Linked DNA regions of Homo sapiens: region 1 is linked to region 2. A link is a contact called in ENCODE Hi-C data. All regions are on one chromosome and are shown on one strand. Each heading gives the region's core, a stretch centred on a gene start or an enhancer-like site at or near the end of the contact. The rest is flanking DNA. Distances are from core to core; before and after follow the strand shown.

Region 1 (4,825 bases), core at 976-3,475, 780 kb after region 2:
AAGCGTCTCGCTCTGGCCTCCTGACTGCAGAGGTGTGTCTGAGCCAAGGCTGATCGATGGGGCTTTTGACACGAGACATCAGCCTTTTAGAAAGAAGAAATGGTTCTCCTCTCATCTTTGCGGACGTTGTCAGGTCTCCTCTCCCACCTGCTGCAGAAGGAGGGATCTGAGTGGGCACCTGGACGAAGGGGCTAGGTAGGAGGTGAGATATGCCAGCACCTAGGCGCTGTGCAGGTATGGATGGTGGCGGGAGAGGCACCACAGCTATGCGCTGGCATGTGTGCATATCGGGGTAGTGGGGCAGGACTCATGAGCTAGAGTCCTGGGCTCTCAGGGAACCCCGCTGCGACGGTGCGGGTGGCACTGACCATGTGTGGGTTGGAGGCAGGGCACCTACAGATATCGATTGTTTACTTGCCGTGCCCTTGATGGTGGGGTTGCGGCAGCTGCAGGTGAGTCTCACCAGGGTTAATGAGTGCTCTGTGTCTGCACAGCAGCTGAGACAGCTTGGAGGCCAACAGCTGCTTGTCCTTAATGCTGCTAGTAGAGTGAGTGCTTTTTCTCCATAGGACAAAGGAGTTTCTTCTTCCCACTGAAGGGCCCTTTGTTGGGGATGCAAAACAAAAGGAGTCCAGCATTCTCTGGGGCAGGGTTGGTAAATGGCCCTCACCCCCTACTGGCCACCCCCCAGCTCTCAGCCTGCTCCAGGGAGGTTGTGGTGGTCTGCCACTCCTTGCCTGCTCTCTCCCAGCCCCCCACTGCCCATTACCCCTTCTTTTCAGAGGGACTCCTTCCTGCTGAGAGGTTACCTCTGTTGAGTTCTCAGTCTCGGGCCTTGATTCGTCTGGGTTGCACTCCCGTTACCTGACCCCTGTGCCTTGCATGTCAGTCCTGCCTCCTCATCGCCCTATACTTGCCTCCCCTGCACACACACACACACGGTGGCTGCTCCATTTGCCAGCAGACGTGTGTAGAACCTACTGCATGCTGGGTAGATCCTGGGGATGCAGAGGTGACTCTACCCTGCCCTCTGGGAGACCCCACCGAAGGTGAAGGCATGTGGAGAGGAGAGGGTATGGATCCATCACATAGGTACAGAATGGAGGGAATGCCCTGTGCCCTGGAAACAGAAGCAGGGGAGCCCAGGCCCGGCAGCTGGTCCGGGAGGGCTCTGCAGAATGCCCCGAGGGCAAGTGCGAGGACTTCCCATGTCGGGGGTGGGACAGGTGCATTTGAAATAGTGAAAAGAGGAAGCTTGGAGCCAGCAGCCCCTCTGTTCTGTCTCCTGTGAGTGTCAGAGATGGTGGCTATGGCCATTGTGTGCTCAGCATCTGAAGGTCAAAGGGTGGGCTGACTCACCGGGCCACACAGCCCATGAAGCAGCAGCTGAGGGACTGCTGGACTCCGGAGCAGCAGCACCAGTGTGGTCTCCCTGTCGGGCAGACAGCACAGATGTTGAAGGGACAGAGCAGATGGGCTCTGCAGTGCCCAGGCTCGCTCCTGCCCAGCTGTGTTCTCTCACTGCACGTGACCTGAGAGTGATGTTTGGTCATGTGACAAGTAGGTGCAGCTCCTTGGCTCCCCCTTGGCCTCCCGGGCCCGGCCACAGCTACGCCAGGACTCCCGATGGCTTGCCCCACCAGAAAGGAGGATGTCCTTTCAGCCCAGACCCCAGGCTACAGCACCTTTTCACTTGTAGTGACTTGTTTTGGGGTCGCACTTCAGCCTCTAACCCACAAAAAAATATATCAACATGCTTTTTATGAGCTTTTCAAAAGTCATGGCCTATCATATGAGCCTAAGCTCTTATGTTAAAAATAATCATGCAACTTTGATTTTGTTTGAGACTGAGTCTCACTGTGTCACCCAGGCTTGGAGTGCAGTGGTGTGATCTCGGCTCACTGCAACCTCCGTCTCCCAGGTTCAAGCGATTCTTTGTGCCTCAGCCTCCTGAGTAGCTGGGATTACAGGCGTGCGCCACCACGCCTGGCTAATTTTTGTATTTTTAGTAGAGACAGGTTTCGCCATGTTGCCCATGTGGTCTCGAACTCCTGGGCTCAGGCAATCCACCCACCTCGGCCTCCCAAAGTACTGGGATTACAGGTGTGAGCCACCGTGCCCAGCCACAACTTTGATTTTTGACATTAATTTTTATCTGCACTACCTTTGTACAGACTAATAATAGTGTTAGCCGAGACCTGAAAAACCAAGGTTTCTGTTCCTCTTAGTCGTCCTCCTGCCAGCCCGTTTCAGTGAATAACACTCCAGCTTGTGCTCAACCTTCCAGACCACGAATCTGGGAGCCACTCACCCAGACTTCTCCTTTCTGCACATCCCCACACTCCGCGGCTTCTGTGCAATTCTCCCGTCCATTCCTTACACCCTCTGCAGCTCCTGTCCCTCCAGAGTAGAGAGGCCTGTCCCGGATCCTGGTGCCTTCCCCTTCCTGACTGCAGTTTCCCAGAGACAGACAACGCCTCTTCAGCAAAATGTATACCCTTAGTGAACCCAAGTTCTGGATGCCAGGTTCTTAGTGTCTTCTACTGCCTGAAGTTTTAACCTGGTTTAATTGCCTAAGTCCTTCACTGATGGCGAAATCTTAGATGTTAAACGGATTGAATCTCAGACAATTCAAAGTTCATTTTCTTTTTCTTTCTTTTTTTGAAACAAGGTCTTGCTCTGTCGCCCAGGCTGGAGTGCAGTGGCACGATCATAGTGAAAGTCCATTTCTTATAAATAGAAATTACCTTGGGCTATGAAACTATTTCCGAAATGATTATAACCACAACAGAAAAGGAAGGAAACAGTGAAACTATTTGTTTTATTTTTTTGAAAGTTTCTGTAACTTTATTTTGATAAAATTTCAAATTTACTAAAAAACTGCAGAAAACCCCCGGAACTCCAATATATTCTTTACCAGATTTACCAACTGTGTGCATTTGGCTCCATTTGTTCTACTTCTCTTTACGTGTGATAGTATATATGCATATTTTTTCCTGTGCCATTAGAAGAGTAAGTTTGAGATACCATGTCTGTTTACCCTTAAATATATCAGCATATTTCCTAAGAACAAGGGCATTCCCTTATGTAACCACAGAACAGTTGTCAAAATGAGGTCACTTAGCATTAATCCAATGTTGTTGTCAAATCCACAGTCTGTAACCATACTTCATCAATTGTCCCAATAATCTTTTTTTTTTTTGGCGATAGAGTCTCACTCTGTCGCCCCCAGGCTGGAGTGCAATGGTGTGATCTTGGCTCACTACAACCTCCGCCTCCTGGGTTCAAGCGATTCTCCTGCCTCAGCCTCCCGAGTAGCTGGGATTACAGGCATGAGCCACTGCACCTGGCCCTCTTTCATGTCCTTTTAATCTGAAACAGTTCCTCAGCCTTTCTTTGTTTTCATGACATTGACATTTTGAGAGCTTATAGGTCCATTATTGTATAAATTGTCTCAGTCTGGGTGTGTCTGCTTCTCTTCATGATTGGATTCAGGTCATGCATTCTTGGGCATCAGCGCCATTGACTTGGTGTGTTGTTCCCCATGCATCAGATCAGATGTCCTGTGCCATCTGTCCTGGCTTTTTAAAAAATAGAGACAAGTGTCTTGCTCTGTCACTCAGACTGGTGGTGTAATCATAGCTCACTGTAACCTTGAACTCCTGGGTTCCAATGATATCGCCTTAGCCTCCCCAGTAGCTAGGGCTGCTGATACATGCCACCGTACCTGGCTAATTTAAAAAGATTATGTGTAGAGACAGAGTCTCACTACCTTGCTCAGGTGAGTCTCAAACTCTTGGCCTCCTAAAGTGCTGAGATTATAGGTGTGAGCCACCACTCCTCGCTGGTGATGTTAGCTTTGATCACTTGGCTGAGGTGTGTCCCTCAGGTTTCTCCGGCATAAGATTAACTATTTTGCTTCATGTAATTAATAAGGAATTTGTAGGAGACACTTTCAAACTGTGTAAAAATCCATTCCTCATTGAGCTTTCCCCACTGGTGTAAGCATCTGTTGATCATTTCCTAGCTCCATTGGTCTCTCCTTACTAGGTGACTTCCCAAGAGCTTTCCTCCTCCTCCATTAATTTCTATGTTTGTTTATTTGTACCTATATGGGCTAGTGGATTTCTCTTTTATTCAGTGAGTTATAATCCATTGTTCTCATTATTTGGATGAGTAAATTGTTCCAGATTGAGTCAGTGGGAGCCTATTCAGGCTGGCTACTGTTTCTTTTAGACACGTCCCAGTATTTCTTTGAGAACTTTCTTTCTAGTCCAGCAAGATGCTGCAGGCTCATCTTGTACTTTCTAGTAAGTCCTGGAAGCCATTTGTTTTTAATGAATGCATTGATACAGTGCATTCCAAAATTTTATTTTGTGTTAATACTACTAGTTGGGATTTATTTGTGTTATTTGGAACTTTTGTTTACATGTTCTTTGGAGAGAAGACCTTGTGATCATCTCATGAGTAACTTTCTTTTTATGATATGTGAATACTCATTATAAATAGGTAATACAGATTTACCTTGTACATAATTTAAGCTAGGGGTTACGTACTAAAGCAGCTGTTACTCTTTAACACTAATTGTGTACTTGAAATTTTAATTTGTATAACAACCTTGTAGAACATGGGGCAGTGTGCCCTTGTTAAATGTAGGAAACTGAGGCTCAGAGGTTAATATACTGGTCCAGTGTCATGTGGCTAATGAATGGTTGAGCCAGAGTTTCAATTCAGTTTAGTCTGACTTCAAAGCTTACTTTTTCTGATACCCTTTGTTATGACATAACACATTTTCTTACTCTAAATTATAGAATTAGTTGAATAA
Region 2 (4,462 bases), core at 1,037-3,536:
CTAATATACCCTACCAAATTCTCTAGGTCATGTCTCCAGAGAGGCTTCCACTGACCTCATCCCCACACAAACCTCCCCCATCTCCCAACCTCAGAGCACCTCGTACTTGATTAAGGTCCCTCCCTCTTCACATGGGATTGTTCACCAGCTGTCTCCCTGCCCCGGCACAGTGCCTGGCTCGGAGAGCACACTCGGTCATTCATTTATGAATTGTTTCTCTGGAATGTCTTCAGAATGGATTGCCACATCCAAAAAGATCAGGTTACAAAGCTGGTATAGCATATTCCCAGGAAAAAATAAAACTGGGCTATATGTCCAGAGAGTGGTTGGGGAAAGACTAGAATGTGCTTTTCAAACCTTTGTTGCTCTTTTTCATGAAATGGTCTTAGAAGGACCCACAGGCACACCTAGGTCTCCCATGCCACCTTTGCTGAAACCACCTGGGCAGCCCTATGTGGCTGGAGAGAGGGTGAGATTCTCATCTCAAAGCCCCAGATTCACTAACTCTAACCCCTAAATGACTGCTTAACCTCGTGGGGTCTTGGTTTCCTCCTACCATCTTGCATGGTGGTTGAGAGGCTTAAAGAGGAACCTAAAGCACCTGCTCAGGTGAGTACTCAGTAAATGCAACAGCCAAGAGGCAGACTGGATGGAACAGGACAGGAAGGCTGAGCCCCACACAGGGAGACCCTGCCCCATCCACCACCACCTCCTTCCTCTACCTTCCTGACACCCCCTACAGGCACCGTCAAGGGACAACCCTACAAAGCCACAAACCCACAGGAAACCAAGCCCATTGCCCTGACACAAACCTACCTCCTCTGCAAAAGGTGACCCTGCTCATTGCACCAGGCAGAGAACAAGGGAAGGGAAGTGGCCCAGCAGTGGCCCTGAGTCAGGCTGCATGGGTCTCTTGGGGTATCACTCCTGCCCCCAGACCAAAAGCAACAGCTAAACCAAGAGCTGCCACTCAAAAGAAGAGACTATTCTATGCCAGGTAGTATGCTGGGTACACCTCATCTCAATCCATCCTCAAAGCCTCCTTGTAAAACAGGTAGCAATATTATCCCCATATGACAGATAAGGAAACTGAGGCTCAAAGAGGTGAAGTCACTTTCTTAAAATCCATAGCTTGTAAATGACAGAGTCAGGACTTGAACCCAGGTCTCTCTGAATCTAAGACCAGTTCCCAGCTGCCCAAAGAACTGTGTCTGTTTTGTTTTCTATCCCTAGGACCAGCAGCATGCCTGACATCCTCTTAGAAGCCATGCAAGAACATTTGCAGGGATAAACAGCAGGCTCCTTCCTGCACAACAAGCCATGACCCTCTTAGAACAAAGCATATTGACAGAAAATTAAGTGCCACTGAATTAGCCCCAACACTTTCATAAACAGCAGTTTTGAAATACCCCAGTTCATGAAATGCTTCCAATATCAGAAAACCACCAACTTCAATTCCCCACCAAACATACCCACAAACAGAAATAATTTCTGATAAAATTGCTACTCGTAACATTCAGAACCCACAAAAAATTCTCATCAAATAGAAATGAGAGTTGTTTATCAACATTCAAGAGAACATAATGAAGCTTCCTTTAGAACATTCTGTGCACGTGAAGTCTTCTTTCTTATTGAGATTTTCACTATAAAATCTTATCAGCTGCTGAACAGGAGAGAAACTTGGAGGTGAGGATAGGCAATGGGGACCGATACCTGTGCTACAAGAAGAATTAAGCACCATAACAACACAGACACCCCTCTCCCATCAGATAATTTACTACAATTCAACAAACATGCACCAAGTAATAAGTCACCATTTATATAGCTCTCACTGTGTAGCAGGAACTGTTTCAAACTGTCCAAATTACCTAGTATTCTGCAGCCCTGTGACAAGGGTATTCTTAGTACCCCCATTTTAATGGACCAGCAGGAAGGGGTGAAGTACTTTGACCAACATGACCCAATTAGCAAGTGGGGGTGGAGGTTGTAGCAAGTGGATGTTGCAGCTAATTCAGTGACATTTAATTTTCTGTCAACGTGCTTTGTTCTCAGAGGGCCATGGCACATTGAGCAGGGAGGAGTCTAGCTGCTCAAGTCCCAAGCTTAGTATAAAAACTTTTTCTTTTTCAACTGCTACTTGCTGGCTCTTGGCCAACTCATTGCATCATTTTGGAATCTCCCCTTTATTAACGTGCAAAGACCCCTTAAGAAGTCCCAGAAAAGGCCCCAGCCATCAGGTCGTTTCTGTCTCACCTCTGCTGAAATGAGTCAAGAGACTAGCAAGTAACCACACCACCAAGAACAAGAAGGGGTAGTCAGTGACTTCCAAGCAAAGGGCAACTTCTTTTTGTGGTTTCTACATCCTTTCTATACTCACCACCCCGTGTGGGCTTGATATGACTAGATGCTGAACAGGGCGCTCCTTGACAGACACCTACCAAACACCTCCTGTGTGCACAAGGCTTTGTGAGATGTGCTGGTGGACGCAGTTCACATTTCTTAGGCTTCCTCTCAAGAAAGCAGTTCCAGAAAGGGTGGAGGGGAGGGTCATGCTGAGAGAGGAAGAGACCAGGGGCTCGAAGAGTAACACTAATTACAGGCCTGGAGTACATAAACCAAGATGAGCTTACTGCCAGGTTACTACCAGGTCACTATCAGGTTACCACCAGCTCAGTACAGAAGGAAGTCCTTCTCAGGTGCAGACATTTGCAGAGTCCCTCAATGTCTCAGTGGCTCCCCCATCCCTTGAGGAGCTCCTAGCCAAGCAAAGGAGACACTGTAACAAGCCCAGGTGATAACTGGGAGACCAGGGCCTATGGGTGCCAGCGTGGTGAGGGAAGGGACATCCAAAGTGGGCTGTGGAAGGGGTGAAATCAGGATATGCAGATGGAGGAGCAGGGGTCAAAGAAAAGTCAATTGGCATCAGAGAGGGAGAGCAGCAGCAACGCAAGCTCCATTCATTCATTCATTCATTCAACAGCATCCTAGTGCCTGTTCCATGCCAGACCCTGTGCTGAGCCTCAAACATGAATCTCACACAGCCCCTTCCCTCACAGAGCTCTAGCCAGCGGGGAAGAAGACTGTGAATGGCATCAGTCACACACTGTGACCATGGCTGTGACAGACAGATGTACAGGGAGGGACCCGCCCTGGCCTTGGGAGGATGGGTGATGCCCAAGGAGATGAGCCTGTGCAGACAGGAGGAGGAGGGGTCTGGGCAAGTTCAGGGAAAGCAGACGATTCAATAAGGTAAGGGACAGTGTTATGGAGTGAATGTTTATGTCCCCCCAAATTGATACATTGAAACCCTATGGTGGGTAATTAGGTCATCAGGGTGAAGCCCTCATGATGAGATTAGTGACCTTATAAGAAGGGACAGGAAACCAGGCTCGGTGGCTCACACCTGTAATCCCAGCTCTTTGGGAGGCCGGGGAAGGTGGATTGCTTGAGCTCAGTTCAAGACCAGCTTGGGCAACATAATGAGACCTCATCTCTACAAAATTAAAAAAATTAGTCAGGTGTGGTGGTGCATATTTGTAGTCCCAGCTACTTGGGAGGCTGAGGTGGGAGGATCACTTGAGCCCGGGAGCTCAAAGCTGCAATGAACAGTGATTACACCACTGCACTCCAGCCTGGGTAACAGAGCGAGACCCTGTCTCAGAAAAAAAAAAAAAAAAGAAAGAAAGAAAGAAAGAAAAGAAAAGAAAAAAAGGAGGGGGACACAAGAGAGCTTATTTCCTTTCTCTCTCCACCATGCGAGGGCACAGTAAGAAGGCAGCCTCCTGCGAACCAGGAAGAGGGGCCTCACCATGAACCAAGTTGTCTGGCACCATGATCTCAGACTTCCAGCCTCCAGAACGGTGAGAAATAAGCTTCTGTTGTTTCAGCCCCTCTGTCTATGGTATTTCTGCTATGGCAGCCAAATGGTCTGAGACAGTAGGTAACAGCAGGAGCATCAGGAGATAAGGCCACATGTGTGATGACAAGGAGTCTGTGCTTTATCCTGGGCCAGCGGGGAGCCCCTGGAGCAGTGGAGTGACAGTGTGAGTTTCGGAAACATATCACCGTTTCTAGATACAACTGCTCCTTTCCCCAAACACTTCCTATAACTCCACAGCCATCCCGAGGAAGAAGGGAGCAGATATGACCTGGAGATGCCTAGGAAGGCACAGGTCCCTCAAGGTCTGCTCACAGAGACTTGGAGGTCAGGCCAGTGCCAGCTCCCAAGGCAGCCCTTCCTCCCGCTCAGCTCAGCTCAGCTCAGCCAGTGATGGTCCTGGAGGCTCCAGGTTCCCAGGTCCCATCTTAGTAATACAAGGACTCTTGAAGGTTGAGACAGAACAAAGAGCTAAACATGATACAGGCAGATAACAATACCACAGATATCTAGACACACAGATACAGGTGCCCTGCGAAGGGGTGCTGGCTGATGTCTAAAATGGAACAGGGCCAGGTGCAGTGG

What was found. Hi-C counts contacts between places; a loop is a spot of excess contacts on that map. Pooled maps may share reads with other maps.
Region 1: a map with no recorded cell type shows a loop between it and region 2 (7-fold over the local background). The contact joins two enhancer-like sites. A Hi-C loop is called at or near these places in 2 of 37 single-sample maps with no recorded cell type and 2 of 50 pooled maps.

The regions. Positions count from the first base shown.
Region 1 is chr4:6,961,971-6,966,795 of GRCh38, forward strand. The region is part of intron 2 of TBC1D14 (TBC1 domain family member 14); the gene reads left to right. Among named protein-coding and RNA genes, the nearest start is that of TBC1D14, 55 kb to the left of the region's middle. RefSeq lists an enhancer at 2,245-2,484. Within about 2 kb of position 2,226, at least 9 of the 41 ENCODE cell types and tissues checked have a DNase peak (open chromatin) inside an H3K27ac peak, as active enhancers do.
Region 2 is chr4:6,178,750-6,183,211 of GRCh38, forward strand. All of the region lies in intron 1 of JAKMIP1 (janus kinase and microtubule interacting protein 1), which reads right to left. Among named protein-coding and RNA genes, the nearest start is that of JAKMIP1, 20 kb to the right of the region's middle. RefSeq lists an enhancer at 2,030-2,319. Within about 2 kb of position 2,287, at least 5 of the 41 ENCODE cell types and tissues checked have a DNase peak (open chromatin) inside an H3K27ac peak, as active enhancers do.